2 separate regions of the Mus musculus genome follow, and region 2 is linked to region 1. Evidence: chromatin loops called from intact Hi-C (ENCODE). Cell type or tissue: left cerebral cortex. All regions are shown on one strand.

Region 1 (8,000 bases):
ATGTCATAGTCCCTGTTTTATAGAAATAATTTTATGCTGTTACTGAATGTGGAGTGTATTAGTATTGTGTGCGTGTGTGCGCACGCGCTCATGTGTCTGGAGGTCCGAGGACAGCGTTGTGGAGTCTTTCTCCTCCCACCTTTATATGGGTTTCAGAGATGAAGCTGGGGTTGTCAGACTTGGACCGATGGGTGGCAGGCACCGTTATTTGCTGAGCCATGTGCCCATGGAGTGTGCTGCTAATGAGTGGCGGTAAGACTCCACAGTAATAGTCACACTCTGTAGTTGAAAGCTGGGCAGTGGTGGCACACGCCTTTAATCCCAACACTTGGGAGGCAAAGGCAGGTGAATTTCTGAGTTTGAGGCCAGCCTGGTCTACAGAGTGAGTTCTAGGACAGCCAGGGCTATACAGAGAAACCCTGTCTCGAAAAACAAAACAAAAACAAAAAAAATAAGAGAGAGAGAGATTGATTTGAAGGCAGGTTGTGTTTTCAATCACCTTCCTGAAAGAACTTAGCTTAATCAGGTACTGTTTACCAACAGTAACTATTAACACTGGAAGTTGGCTTTCCTTCCATCATGTGGTTTCAGGGAATTGATTGTTAGGTTTGCCAACAAGTCCCTTTGCCCTCTGAGCCGTCTCACCAGCTCTGTTACTGTTCTTTTTATTCATTTTACCATTGGAAAAATTTGTTTTAACAAATGAATTTAAAAATACCAAAATAAATTTAAAAAATGAGAAAAAGCCAGGGGCCAATGAGATGGATCATTGGATAAGGTCACATGCCTTCACATATCATCATATGTACCCAAGTATCTGTACACACACACACACACACACACACACCACCACCACCACCACCACCACCACCACCACCACCACCACCCACACATACACTTAAAAACACAGTAAAGCCGGGAATTGAGACCTAGTTTGGTAATGGAAAAGCTCTTGCTGAGCATGTATGGAGCTCTGGGGTCAGTTTTTAGCACGGGGACAGGAAGCTAAGCACAGCAAAAATGAGCATAACAGCTCCTGTGTGAGCTGCTGAAACACGTGACGGGGTCAGCCCTGCAAAGCCAAAGCTGCAGGACTTCATGACACAGGGCGACAACAGGATGTTTAAGAGGACTCCCAGTGAGCGTCCAGTGTTGATAGTGTAGCAGAAGCCAGAGGCCTCGAGCCAGACCAAAGACTCGTGCAATGAACATTTGCAAGTGAAGCTGTTGGGGCAAAGGGGTATATATACTGTGGGACACTCCACAGCGTCCCTGGGAGAGTCTTTGTTTTATTTTCTTTTGCAGGGGAGTTTGCGAGATTGGAGGGCAAATACGGAAAGACAGACATGAGTGGGACTGGGGTGCATAATCTGAAACTCATAAAGAGTCAATAAAAAGGGTTTTTTTGTTTTTTAAAAGAATGACTATAACAGGATGAGACCTGGGTTTATCCAAGGAAAGTGGGATTTTAAAAAAGATTATAAATTCATTCAGTCCATCCATCTAGCATTTACGTTCTTTCTCAGGCTTAGTGAGGGCGGGAAGATGAGGACCGGGAACGTGGGAGTTATTGAAGGCCTGCGTGCTGTTGAGGAGAGTGCTTGTTTGGTTTGGTTTGGAGTTAGGGTCCCTCTGGGTAGTTCTGGCTGGCCTGGAACTCACTACAAACAGGCTGACATTAAACTCCCAAATGTCAGGATTAAAGATGTGGCTACCATGCCTGGCTGGGAGATTTTTTTTTTTTTTAACTAAGCAATTTTAAAAAGTGATTGTAGTCTTAAAACAATTTATTTATTTTATGCATATGAATACCATGTAGCTGTCTTCAGACACATCAGAAGAGGGCATCAGATCCCATTACAGATGGTTGTGAGCAACCATGTGGTTGCTGGGAACTGAGCTCAGGAGAGCAGTCAGTGCTCTTAACCACTGAGCCATCTCTCCAGCCCCATAATTGTAGTCTTACATGGTGTTGTGAGAAAGAATATGGAGAGATATCTTGAACACCACTATATGCTTTTTAAAGTACTATTAATAATGAGTCCCAGCACTCGGGAGGCAGAGGCAGGTAGATCTTGGAGTTCGAGGCCAGCCTGGTCTACAGAATGAGACTATAGCCAGGACAGCTTGGAATACATGAGAAACCTTGTCTGGGAAAATTAAAATAACAACAACAATACTAAAATCAGGTAGGGAGTACTTCATGAATTTGAAAAGATGAGATTACTAAGTTTGTAGCTGCATGAAGAACATTTGGAGGCGGAAAGTTGGCTCTGTGGTGGTTAAGAGCACTTGCTCTTCCAGAGGACCCAAGTTCAATTCCCAATTCCTACATGGCAGCTTACAACCATCTTTAACTCCAGTTCCAGGGGATCATCTGATGCCCTCTTCTGGCCTCTGTAGACATAGGTGTATGTGTGGTGCATAGAAATGTATGGAGGAAAAACACCTATACACAAAATAAAGAAATCATAAAGAAGAAGTGTTGGTACAAGTATATAGTATTTAAGCCAAGCCTCCAAAGGGGGGAATGGTTGCCTGAGGAGGAGAATAGAAGGAGGGGTGAAGTGAGCCAGGACCCAGGTAAGCGGGAGGGAGGGCCTGGCTTCCTCGGGGACAGCAGTAAATAATAATCCAGACATTAGCACTGTCTGTAAGGAGTCCTGGTGGAGCCGTTACCACACATCCCAGGTGTATGTCTTCCAGGATGCCTTGTGCTGAGAGTCCGGCTTACTGAATGCATTTCTCGTTCTTTAGAATGACAGCCAAGAACGGCAGCAGCAGCATGACAGGCAGAGACTTGACAACCCTGAGCCAATATCTAATGGGCGGCCCCAGAGTAACTCAAGACAGGTGGTGGAACAAGATGAGGAGGAAGACGAAGAGCTGACATTGAAATATGGAGCCAAGCATGTCATCATGCTCTTTGTCCCCGTGACCCTCTGCATGGTCGTCGTCGTGGCCACCATCAAATCAGTCAGCTTCTATACCCGGAAGGACGGTCAGCTGTATGTATAAGTGCTTCGTTCTCTGGGCTGGTGTGGCTTTTCCTCGTAGCTTGTTGTTATCCTCTCAAAGATCTGTGGACCATCTTCCATCTTTCCTGATGGCCAGAGGCAGTGGGGATGATGGCAGTGATGATGTGATGTCTTGGTTTTGTTGTTGTTGTTGTTTTAGTTCTAACCTTTTGAATTCTTACTTGTGAGCCAGCAGACATGGTAGCAGGGCCTGAAATCCTAGCACTTAGCAAATGGCTCATGGAAGTTTAGAGGTTTAGGAACCATGGCTTTGGGGGACCACCATGTGGTGATTGAGACACAAGCATGATGGCATATGCCTAATCACTTGGCAGTGAGACGGGTCAGTCAGGAACTCAAGTCCATCTTGTGCTGATGCAGATTCCAGGCCAGGCTGAGCGACACAGCAAAGCAACCACATTCCTATGGTCCCTATCTTGGCTTGTGTGTTAAGTCTTTAAAGACAACTGCCTTCATCTACTGGGAGTAGATCCTAGTATTTCTCATAACAGCCTGTTTTCACTGTTTCTCAGGCTAGTCTGGAATCCACTGTGTAGTCTTGGCTAGTCTCAACTTTCTGATCCTGCCTCAGCCTCCTGAGTGTGAGGATTACAGGTGTGTGCCACCATACCCTGTTTTACGAGACTGTTATAGAAACTCAAATGACATTCCTCTTTCTCCCACAGAGCAGTGCAGGGGTAGGCAGTCCAGATTGGTATCCGGGTCTTTTATTCACAAAGCATGTGTGCTCCTCTCTTCAGCTTAGGTCCTAGATTTCCTTAGGGTCCAGACTAGAGCCTCAGTTTTCATTTGACAGCAGGAGGGAGTTGAGAAGGGGACATAGGCATCATGTAGCCGAGAGCACTCCCTGCAGGAACTACCTCTATAGCTTGTTCAGAGTTCCTTGGTCACTATGCAGTCTCATGGCCACACCTGCTGTAAGGGCAGAAGTAAGGTCATTGTGCTGGAAGCCTTGGCACTTGGAATTAAGGCATTTTTATGTGGGGCTGTCGAGATGGCTCAGCAGTTAAGAGCACTGACTGCTCCTCTAGAGGTCCTGAGTTCAATTCCCAGCAACCACATGGTGGCTCACATCCTTCTGTAATGGGATCTGATGCACTCTTCTGGTGTGTCTGAAGACAGCTACAGTGTACTCATATAAATAAAATAAATATTTTTAAAAAAGGTATTTTTATGTAAATGAAATACGAGAAGACAACTCCAATAATGGTCACCCTAGAGATAAAAAACCATTGCTTAAACCCTGTGACCTCTCTCTAATAACTGTTGTCCAGCCTTAGTAGTTACTGTGGCAGCATCTGGTTATTTAACAGAGTCTATTAAGCTATGGAGAAAACCTTGGGTGAGATCATTATTTCAGAACAAAGCATCCACTAGATGGAGCCAGTGCCTACCTGTGAGTTCATCTCTTCATAGTCTATTTCCTCTTACTCAGAAGACGTTATTTTAGAGGATAGCTATTTTTCTTAAGCTAAAAACTATTGGGTACAGGGTTGGAGAAATGGTTTAGCAGTTAAGAGGGTGCACCACTCTTGTGGATGTACTGAGGGGTCCATAACACCCACGTCAGAGAGCTCATAACCAGCTTCAGGGATTGGGTGCCTCTGCCCTTCATGAACATCTGCCCACATTCACGCAATGCACACACACACAATTTAAAATAAAAATATATGCCTACATTTAAAAATATTATTTGAGTGCTGCTTCACCCCTCCTCCCTCTCTTTAGCCCTCACCTTTCTTACTCTCTAGCCCTCCTTCTCTCTCTCCCTTCCCCTCTCTCTCCACATGGCCATGGCCGGCCTCTCTCTCTCTTTCTACCTTCTCTCTTTCCCCTGCATTTCTACAACAAAGCTCTAAAACCATTTAAAAAAAAATATTACCTAGAGCTAGGGTGGTACAGACCACAATCTCCACACTTGGAATTCAAAGGCAGGAAGATCACGTGTTCAAGTACAGCCTGGGCTACATGGTGAGTTCCAAGCTAGCTTGGGGTTTCTTATTAGATTCTGTGTCAAAAACTAACCAACCAAATAAAAATATCCTTGGTTGACTGATGACCTGCAAAAGGCACCTTCTAAAAGACTCATTAAACCGCAGACCTCACAGTGAATTACAGTTTTAAGAGTGTGCTGTTTGACATATGCATTAACACTCTGGTGTTTTGTTTCCCTCTGTAGAATCTACACCCCATTCACAGAAGACACTGAGACTGTAGGCCAAAGAGCCCTGCACTCGATCCTGAATGCGGCCATCATGATCAGTGTCATTGTCATTATGACCATCCTCCTGGTGGTCCTGTATAAATACAGGTGCTACAAGGTGAGCACGAGGCAGTCTGCTGTCCGCCTTGACCTGCCTATGGGTTGTCCTTGTGTGTGTGGGAGGGGAAGGGTGGGAGAGTTGGGGGCGGGGGAGATGTGTATGCAGGCCTGTGCATGTCAGAGTGTGCGTGTGCAGTTGGTAGGACCACTTTGTGGAATGCATCTTTTCCTTCCATCTTTGCTTGGGTTTTGGATATCAAATCTCCAAGCTTGTAAGCGTCACGTTCTGAGCCCCTTCACAGCCTCCTTGTCTTGACTTGGTCTAGCAAAGAGGAAGTGTCTTATATTTTGGATCTAAGTTATTTTTCCTTTTATTCTGAAGCATGTTGAAAGTACCAGAAGACATACATGGAAAACAGGTGTTTTCATGTAAGGTCACATGTTTTCAGTATTTTGATTTATAGTGTGCCTATGGCATTCCAAAGACTTTTGTATATATTGTCCTTAACAAATAGTGCTATAGAATTTAAGTGCCCCATAAGCCACCTTCAGATGCTGCTACTGAACGCAGTAGTGACTGGCCCCTCACTTGAGAACCAGCATCATTTGCTTAGTCTCTCAGAGCAGCCCTGCTTCTTACCTTGGTCAATGGGCACAGGGAGAAGTTGCAGCAGAGATGCAGGCCCAGCCTCCCAGCCTGTCCCCCTCTCTCCCTCTCCTCCCCTCTCTTCTCCCTCTCTTCTCCCCCCTCCTTCCCCCTCCTCCTCCCCTCCCTCCCTCCCTCCCTCCCTCCCTCAGTAAGCAACTGCGTCCTGGACCTCAGCCACCCAGCACATGCTTCATACTCAAACCTCAGAAAATCAACAAATCAATACTGGTCATGGAATCTTCAGGTCGTCCTCAGTAGTAGGAACAGTAAATGTTAACTCTCCGTATTGAAGTTTACTCTCTGTCTACATTATTTTCTCCTAGATTTTTCTTTGGGGTTTGTTTTGTTTTGTTTTGTTTTGTTTTTTGAGACAGGGTTTCTCTGTGTAGCCCTGGCTGGCCTCAAACTCACTCTGTAGACCAGGCTGGTCTCAAACTCAAAAGATTCACCTGCCTCTGCCTCCCCAGCGTTGAGATTAAAGATCTGCGCCGCCACCACCTGACAAATAGCGTGTTGTGCAGCGGTTTTCTCCGCACGTCTCACTGCACCTGTGTCTGTCTGCTTGCCAGTCTTTACCTCCTGGTCCCTTTCTTGGCCTTAGTGGACACATCCTGGACCTCAGCTGATTAGGGACCAGGCTTGTTCTTTTGCCTCCTTTTACGATTTTATTGGGGGTAGAATTCTGCCTTCTTCCACGTTTATTCTCCCCCACTTCCAGATTTCCTGCCTTTCATTTTTCAAAGTTGCCTGTGTACTACATACAGAGGTGTGGACTCAGCATTGAATTTCCTGAGAGTTTTTTTTCCTAGTAATCTTGGGAAGTTACTTAGTTTCTGTGTACTTTTACATTCCATATGGAGAAAGAGGCCACCATCTGTAAACTACCTCTCCTTGCCTCTGTTTTCAGTTTTTCCTGCACTGATCTGTTGATGACAATAAGCCAACTGTATGGACTATGTGCGTACTCCGTGTTTCATTTGGCATCTCACGAGCAGTGCATGCGCACACCTCCTACTTTCCCAGCTGTCCAGATGAGGCGTGGGGGCAGGGTCACAGTTGCTGTGGGTCAGAGACTAATGAATCAGTTTGGGAATTCGCGTTCAGAATTTGGCCTTGATTGACTGACAGGCATTATGTAAAATTCCTCTCAAACCTAGTCCTTCTTTCCTAAAGGCCATGGTCCTTGGCGCCCCCATGGAATCTGTTTATCTGCTTGGCAATACTTCCCTAGTTCTATCCGCTGCCTTTGCAAACTTGGTTTTTCTGGATCCTCTCGCCATTGGCTTGTTAGTGTGCGTTCTGACCTTGGTTCCTTTCCTCCTCTGCAGTTCCCCTCAGGCTCACAACCCAGTCCCAGACTCTGGAGGCTTTCCCCTCCTTTGTTTCTCAGAGAGCCCTGATTAGGGCTGGAGAAATGGTTTATCCGTAGGAGCACTGGCTGCTCTTGCAGAGGACATGAAACCGATGAATTTAGTTTCCTACTCCCACGTCTTGGCTCATATTCGTTCCTCACTCTGTTTCCAGGGGATCCAACAACAACCTCTTTTGGCTCCTGGGGTGGCAGGCACAAATGGCACTTACTGCATACATATACACACATGCACAGGGAAACCATGCATACACATAAGGAAAAAAAAAAACCTTTGAAACAAAATCACTTACTCTCTGGATTAATTTTGTACCCTCAGATCTAACCTTAAATTTTTTTAAAATTAAGTTTATATAGTGTATGTCATGTGGACATGTATGTTCCATGCTTCATATGTAGAAGTCAGAGGTGAGTTTGCAGGAGTCATTTCTCTCCTTCCATGTTGTGTGACAGACTTTTCCTGCAGCACACATCTGCTCGCCAGAAAAGATGAGCGTAGCACTCAGTAGCAAAGTAAAAACAACTGAGCCGGGGTCTGACGAGCGAGCCAGTGAGGCAAAGGACAGACTTTTTTCTTTTCTTTTTTTCTTTTTTGAGACAGGGTTTCTCTGTGTAGCCCTGGCTGTCCTCGAACTCACTCTGTAGACCAGGCTGGCCTCGAACTCAGAAATCTGCCTGCCT
Region 2 (8,000 bases), 88 kb after region 1:
GGCTTTGGCTTAAAATTAAGTAGATAAAGCATCTTGTTCTACACTTTTCTAAAAGATCAAATCAGGCCAACAATAACAATGGGTTAAGTATAATAATTTCTTAGTATGTTCTCAGCATCAAGATAACACTATTTTATATACACCAAATTCAACTCTTTCTAAAGTCTCATAAATCTGGGATTAGGGAAGGAGTTCCAATGTGTTCTACAGATGCCTAAAGCCAGATAGCTCCCGGTATAATACTGTGTTTTTACCTATGCATTCAAACCTAGGATAAAGCTTAATTTATAAGCTTGGTACACCGAGAGGCTAATAATTACTGTAAGAACATATTATAATAAACTTATTTAAAACATGAATTTTTTGTTTCTGGAATTTTCTATTTAATGTTTTGAGATAGTAATTAACCACAGGCAATTGAAACTTCAGAAATGGAGGCCATGAATGAAGGGTCTACAGTTTGCCTATACAACTAGTAAAAAAAAAAAATCATATGATATGTGTTTCCATTTACTTTAATACATTTGCCATTTGCTGCTATCTCTGTCTTTTCCCCATGTAATATTCATAATATCCAGAGAGCTGGGCTTCCTCTCCTCATCTCCTCAGGCCTCTTCCTTTATCAGTCTCTAGTCTATATTCCAGCTTTCCATCATGTTTAGCATGGATGATGTCCCTTTAGCACTGGACAACCACACTGGGTCAGGGTATTGGTATTGTTTACCTGGGGCTATGAAACAACAACAAAACTACAACAGCTAGAGACTGGAAGCCCCCTAAAGACAAAGGACATCGCTCCGTTCAGGTTCTATAACCAGTGCCCTACAAGCAGACGGCAGTGGGATGTAAGTGGGGCAGGAAGATCTGAATTTAAATCCCAGCTGCACAGCTTGCACAATTCACTCAGCCTATCCGAGCCTCAGTCTTCTTTGTAATGGTTACCTTAAAGAACTATTTGAAGATTAAATAAGACAACATGTGAGCATTTCCCAGTGTGTCAGGCACTGTTTATCAAGTTTACTTTTTCTAGTACTACAAATGTCTGTTAGATGAGAAGGAAAGCTGTGCGATGATACAAAGGACACATGACTATAAGTATGTCAAAAGATTGAGACCCAGAAGCAAAACAAAGAGTTATGGCAGCTTCTTCCAGGGGTAACAGCACTGTCCTGTAGTGCAGCCCTTTCTACTTGAAAAGTTCTCAAAAGACATGGGAATGGGCAATTGTCAGAGCCACTGATTCACTGACCTGTGAGCTGGGAATTTAATTTAGCATACTGGGGGTTAGGGGGAATGGCACCAACTCCAACCCTGAAGTAACTCTATTGTCACAAAAGCCAATTTAGAGACCACAGAATGAACCAGTGAGCCAGAAGAGAGGCTTCTACTTTATGAATCTCAGTAGAGAGAAGGTAGGTCTAGGTCTCAATGTTAACACCACTGGCATTTTGGGATGGATGGTAATTTGTTGTAGGTGCTGTCTTGCATGTTGAAGGATTTTTGGCAGTACTTCGAATGCTATAATAATCCCAAAATGTCTCCATACAATGAATACCAAATCTTCCCTGAGGTGGCCAAATTGTCCTTGGTGGAGAATCACAGAGCTTAAACCAATCTTGACAGCTGTTCTGTTCCGTAGGTCAAGAGGCAAATAAAGCAGTGAGTGGAGGCTACAGAGACTTTCTCGGATGCGTAGACAGATGAATTCATGCCAAATGATGAAAAGCGGACAGCTTAGACAAGAGAACAAAAGCCCAAAGATGTGACTGACAGGGAAACGAGGGATGCTGGCAAGCTCAGGATGCCAACTTCAGTTCAGGAGAAGCATGCTCACAGGATTAGTTTTAAAGAGAAAAACTGAGGTCAGAGGTCACCTACCTTGTAACACAGGAGACTGTGGTGCCACCAATGTCACTGGTTTGGTCATTGGGGCGGAGGAGAAGGGGTCCTCAGAGGGCGTGCTGAAGGCACTGGTGATCTGGGAACACAAGGAGCTGATGCTCTCGGCCTCTCCTTCCACCTCGGGCACTGCAAGGCAAAAGGAAATGGTTCCAGACAGGAAAGAGAGGAGTCCTGAAATATGACGGTACAGTGTGGGCTGCCAGTTCTCACTTTAGCTCTTTCCCTTGCCGAAGGACAAGTCTCAACTGTCAGGCTACACAATCAGCTTCAGTAAATTAATACCTCAACTTTCAGACAGGAAAGTAGAAAACATCAGTAACTCATGCACTAAGATCATCTTTCTCTGCAAATCCCTAATCTATCTCTCTTTGAGACTTTGTTGGGAATTTGGTGGTTTTTTTTTTTTTTTTTTAATGTGAGGCTTTTTTGTATAGCTGGGTCTTTCTGGAAGATCTCTGCAACCTATTTTAACTTTCAACCAGTTCCCAGAAGCTACAACCCAATCAATTCTAGAGCTGAAATGTAGGATGCTAAAGACTTTGAGATTCTGGGGGGAGAGGGGATGGAGGAGGCAGGACAGGGCTCTGAGAACATTTCCTCATTTCTGAGCAAACAGTTTATGTGTACTGAACCTTTGCTCATCTGTGAAGAGAGAAAGATTCTGTGCTGCATCTGCCCCAGAGGGAGACTGCAACGAGGTACTTGAAGCACCTACAGTTGTTTTGAGGGTGCTGAGAGCTGAGAGCCTTGCCATCATCACCTAACTCCAACTGTTCTCTAAGCCGAGTTCTACTGCGCACAGGCCTGTCTTCTCTGCGCTTGTACAGTGTTGTCAGGAGTGTCTACTGAGCCAGAGCTTCCTCCTGGTCAGTTATGGAGACAGCATGTCTCGTCTCAGAGGGAAGGGTAATAGATAGGGCCAGTAAAAGCACCAACCAGATCTAACATTTTAGCTGTAGCGCGTATGATAAGGATAGAGCTTACAGATTGGCTCAGCTGAACTGAGGATACACAGCAGCCATGAATAAATGAGCGGCCACCTGCTCCTGATGAACATTAGACCTTAGATTTGTATAAGAGCCATTTAGAGTTTCTTCCCCAGGAAGCCAACCTCTCACATATACAAGGGACACTTACCCATTTCTTCTGTTCCTTTGACAGTGCTGCTATTAACCTGTAAATGTTTCTAAAGCCTATTTAATTCTCTGGGGTCCTATGAGCACAGAAAGAATGGAAATTTGGAACTTTTTATGTAAAGAAATAGGCTAGCTGAGAGAGAGTACACCCGTGTCAGGACAAACCACGGACCTTGTAGTTCAGGCTAGAAATTCCACTGTCACTACTGATGGAAGAGAAATTAACTACTCATGACCCTAGTTTGTGCTCATATGAAATGACACGCACTATAATAGTTTCAGAGAGACAGGCATGACTAACTTAAAGGGATTTGTGTTGCTTCTGACGGAGCTAGAGCACAGTACCTGTGTTTTTTATTGGGAAATCGGTCTTCCTCTGCATAGTGGAAGGCAACTCATTGATGCGTAGGGACAGCTGGCGTTTAAAGGGTGACATCTTCTGGCTAAGAGCAGGAAATCCCCGGAAAGAGCCTTGACGAGCAAGCTGTTCAATTGGTGCATGCCGGCGTGGGATAGCATGGGGATTGTTCATCTCTGAAGATGCAGTGCCATCCGGAGTGGGAGAGGTGGGAGAGGATGGGGATGGAGCAGTGTTGCCAGGAGCCACTGATGGACCAACAACTGTCTTGTCTGTCTCAGCTCAAGAAAACCAAAGTAAAAGACCTTAGACCTCATTAGTGACCTTCAAATATCCTGAGTTCACAGAGCTGAGAGCTCAGAAGCCTTCTCATTCTTTAACTCATGCACTTTCCCATATTCAAATCTAATACATTCTGACAGATGACGGTTTAACAATACCCTGGTTGCTTTATACTCTATTAAGACAGAATTCCAAGCATCTACATAAATGCTCACAGCAAACAGTAACTACTACCATGGGATCCCAATTCCCTCTTCTAGTATGCAGACATACAAACAGACAAAATACCCATAAAACAAATAAATACATTTTTTTTGAGGGGTGGGGGGATTCAAGACACAGTTCTGTTTAGCCCTGGCTGTCCTAGAACTTACTCTATAGACCAGGCTGGCCTTGAATTTATAATCTGCCCGCCTCTGCCTTCCAAGTGCTCCACCACTGTCCAGTGTAAATAATCTTCAGACACAACCCAGCTCCAATGGAGTCCTTGCACAAAGTCCATAGGTACCTGTACTTACATATCACATACCTCCCCTAATGTATACAAATTTAAAATGAAAATTAATCTAAAAAAAAGAATGATAGCCTGGCGTGGTGGTGCACGCCTTTAATCCCAGCAATCGGGAGGCAGAGGCAGGTAAATTTCTGAGTTCGAGGCCAGCCTGGTCTACAAAGTGAGTTCCAGGACAGCCAGGGCTACATAGAAAAACCCTGTCTCGAAAAAACAAAACAAAACAAAACAAAAAAAACAAAAAAACAAAAAAAAGAATGATGAGCTATCTGGATGGCAAAATCCTATTGCCAAACACACATGATCTGGCATAGGTCCAGAGATCAAGTTAGAATTATGCTGGAGGCTTTCTTCCTACTGTCTAGTCTTTAAAGCACAAGATGCTATGTAGGCTTCTGGGGAAACTGTCATAGAGTGTTACCTAGGTGTGGACCCTACAAGCAGAAATAGTGGCTGGTTAGGCAAGATGTGCCCACTGGTTAAACAATGCAAAATCTATTGTGAGGGTAACCAACTACTTTCTAATTGGATTTGGGGCCCTTTCCAAAGGAGGAGGGTCATATCTGGTACTATAAATCTAAGAAAAAACTTGTGGTTCACAGGCTGAGGAGATAGCTAAGCAAGGGAAGTGCTTTCTCTGCCAAGTCTGAGGCCTGGAGCTTGGATCCTCAGGACTCAAGAGAATGCCTCCTGGGCATGGTAGTTCACTTGGGATCCAACACTAAAGAAGGGACAGGGGGGATCCTTAAAGCAAGCTAGCCAGGTTAGACTATCCAAATCAGTGAGCTCTGGGTTGAACTGAGAGACTCTGTCTTATGAATAAGGTGGAGGAGCTGGAGAGATGGCTCAGTGATTAAGAACACTGGCTGCTCTTCCAGGGGACCTGGGTTCAATTCTAAGTACCTACACAGTGGATTACAACCACCTGTACCTCCAGTTCCAGAGTCTACCACTTTTTTCTGGCCTCTAAAGGTACGAGGTACACATGTGGCACACACACACATACATGCAGGCAAAACTCCCATAACACAAAAATTTAAATTTAAAAAGTTGCTGGGCAGTGGTGGCGCACGCCTTTAATCCCAACACTTGGGAGGCAGAGGCAGGTGGATTTCTGAGTTTGAGGTCAGCCTGGTCTACAGAGCGAGTTCCAGGACAGCCAGGGCTACACAGAGAAACCCTGTCTTGAAAAACAAAAACAAAAACAAAAACAAACAAACAAACAAAATTTAAAAAGTTATATAAAAAAAGAATAGAGTGCTAGTGAAGATGACTTGTGGTTTTGGCTTTGGCTTCTGCACACTCTCACACACATATATGAACCTTCATACAAATGTAAAAACACCAACACTCATATCACACACACAAAGACACATGCAAAAACCCCAAAGCCACTTTTGTGACTCAGGATTATTATACCAGTCCTGTAACAGGCACAGTATCACCATTAACTCTCGACCACATCATAACTAGTGTGCCCTTTGTATCCCTAAACCCCAGGGCTATGCTTTCTCCCCAGGTCTTAAGTCTTTGATGGTATTTATGTCTCACAGAGAGAGAGAGAGTGCATCAGAATTAAATCTGTTCCAGGGACAGGAATGGGCAGGGAACAAGGGATGTTTCTCTGCACTTCTTCAACTTCTCTCTCACCTTCCTTAGGACGTACTATAATGAACAGCATAAACGGTTTTTAAGCCAGTCTAAAGAAGGCACTTTTGTAAGATTTTTAGTTTTGTCGTTAAGGTCTTCATGTATTGCTAAGGAATATGTCTTTGAGTGCATGGTGTGGGCAGGGATTGGGAATGCTAAAAATAGAAGCCAGGACCTTGAACATGTGGGAATGCTCTGTCACTGAGCTTCACCTGCAATCCAAGGGTTCCTTCAGTCTGTAAGACACATGTCTATAAACCTGTTGAGAAAACCTGAATTAAATAAACACATTACAGTAGAACACACTGTACCTTTCTTGGCATCTTGCAACTGTTTCATGATCTCCTCTCTTTCGGCTTGCTCAGTGGCAGTTGTGACACGGAATGATCCTTCTCTTGTGAAAGTGGTTCTACTGGCATCAAAAGTAGCAGTGACGCCACACTCCTTCTCCCGCTTCTGTTTACGCTCTAAACAGGCTGCAAAAGCACAGCCCACGGCGTGGCTCAGTCTTTCCCCCTGTAGAGAGCAGGTTTTGAAAGCTCTATGAGAGAGAGTTACAGCACAAATAACTACATACAAACACAGCTGCTGTAAATTACAGTTTAAAGTTAACATGCCAGACAAACTGTCTTTATATCTAAGTCTCCAATTTCCCTTTAATTTTTAATTCTCTGTGTGTGTGTGTGTGTGTACACGCGCGTGCGCGCTTGTTTTCTTGTGCACGTGAATACAGATAACTTTGAGTGAACACCTCAAAGGCCAGAGGTGTTGGATCACCCTGGAGCTGAAGTTTCAGGAGGTTGTGAGATGCTTGACTGAAGTGAGAATGTTGTTTTCTTTTTTAAAAACACAAGAAACAGGAATGTGCTTTTCTTTTATCCCAGGTGTGGGATCTGGGCCTGCCTCAAATTGTCCATAGCAGATGACTATGATTTGCCTCATGCTCGAGCAGGAGGGTGATTTTGCCAGCTGCAGACAGTTTCTGTAATTTTGTGACACTTGGAATTCTGGGAAGTTTTCAGAGGGTACATAAATGCTAGAACCCTGAGAGGTGGACTGTTGGTTAGTTGCTGTTGGCTGTGGTTTGTTAAGCAGCTGCGTGCAAAGAAGAAAGAATAAATTAGGTATCATAATGGCAGAGATCAATCTTACCCAAGGAACTTGACACCCCTAATCAGCAGGAAGTAGTCTATGGATAACATTGCCCCCTTTCCCCTCTATCCTTTTCTCTCTCCTATCTACTGTTAGGGGACTGAAAGGGTAGAAAAAGGGTAGAGAAGGGTGGAAGAAGAAAGAATCCACAAACTAGTAAACGACTGGCTACATTTGACTTGGGTGCTGGGGACAGAACTCAGGGTCAGGATTAGGAGGAGGTTCTCTCTAAAAGCAATATGTGCTTTTCATTACTGAGCCATTTTTTCCAGCCCTCCAGTTGCTTTTTTTTTTTTTTTTTTTTAGATTTATTTATTGATTATATGTAAGTACACTGTAGCTGTCTTCAGACACTCCAGAAGAGGGAGTCAGATCTCGTTAGGGATGGCTGTGAGCCACCATGTGGTTGCTGGGATTTGAACTCCGGACCTTCGGAAGAACAGTCGGGTGCTCTTACCCACTGAGCAATCTCACCAGCCCTCCAGTTGCTTTTTAAAGGGGGAATAACAGGAATATTTGCCAGCCCATTCTAAGAAGCCACTGGAGAGGAAGGAATTTCAGGAGCTTGACTACATTGCTAACAAGTCAGGGATGGAGGGTTTACAAACTTTAAAACTCCAGATTATACGGGACTCAAGTGCTAAACCTAGTGGGCACGCCTTTATTCCCAGCACTCAGGAGGCAGAGGCAGGCAGATCTTTGTGAGTTAGAGGCCAGCCTGGTATTGAGTTCAGGACAGCCAGTTCTACACACTCAGAAACCCTGTCTTGAAAACAAATAAATAAACAAAGGGACTAGGAAAGCCTTGCTTTTCCCTTTTTCCAGTGTTGGCGGGAGCAGCCTTCCCCTCACGCCTTCTGTGGTGGTTTGAATATGCTTGGTCCATGGGAAGTAACACTATTGGAGGTGTGACCTTATGAAAGGAGGTGGAGCTTTGTTAGAGGAAGTGTGTCACTGTAGAGGTGGGGCTTGGAGGTCTCCTATACACACACACATACACACATACATA

What was found. Peaks named below come from ENCODE experiments on the same cell type or tissue, not always from the same donor. Only the 100,000 strongest peaks of a DNase experiment are listed, where the experiment ranks them.
Region 2: a loop joins it to region 1, with 2.8 times the contacts of the local background. A loop is called at or near these places in 3 of 42 quality-filtered maps.

Annotation. Positions count from the first base shown.
Region 1 is chr12:83,709,547-83,717,546 of GRCm38, forward strand. Psen1 (presenilin 1) reads left to right here. Exons shown (of 12, transcript NM_001362271.1): 4 at 2,758-3,008; 5 at 5,218-5,359. Among named protein-coding and RNA genes, the nearest start is that of Psen1, 25 kb to the left of the region's middle. In left cerebral cortex, a CTCF peak has its summit at 4,411 (motif pointing right); DNase peaks (open chromatin) are centred at 4,412, 6,948 and 7,434; H3K27ac peaks cover 1,052 bases.
Region 2 is chr12:83,797,630-83,805,629 of GRCm38, forward strand. It overlaps Numb (NUMB endocytic adaptor protein), which reads right to left. Exons shown (of 10, transcript NM_001136075.2): 6 at 6,151-6,355; 7 at 3,384-3,677; 8 at 1,879-2,028. Among named protein-coding and RNA genes, the nearest start is that of Gm46367, 21 kb to the right of the region's middle. In left cerebral cortex, a CTCF peak has its summit at 3,491 (motif pointing left); DNase peaks (open chromatin) are centred at 882, 1,772, 2,017 and 3,508; H3K27ac peaks cover 1,631 bases.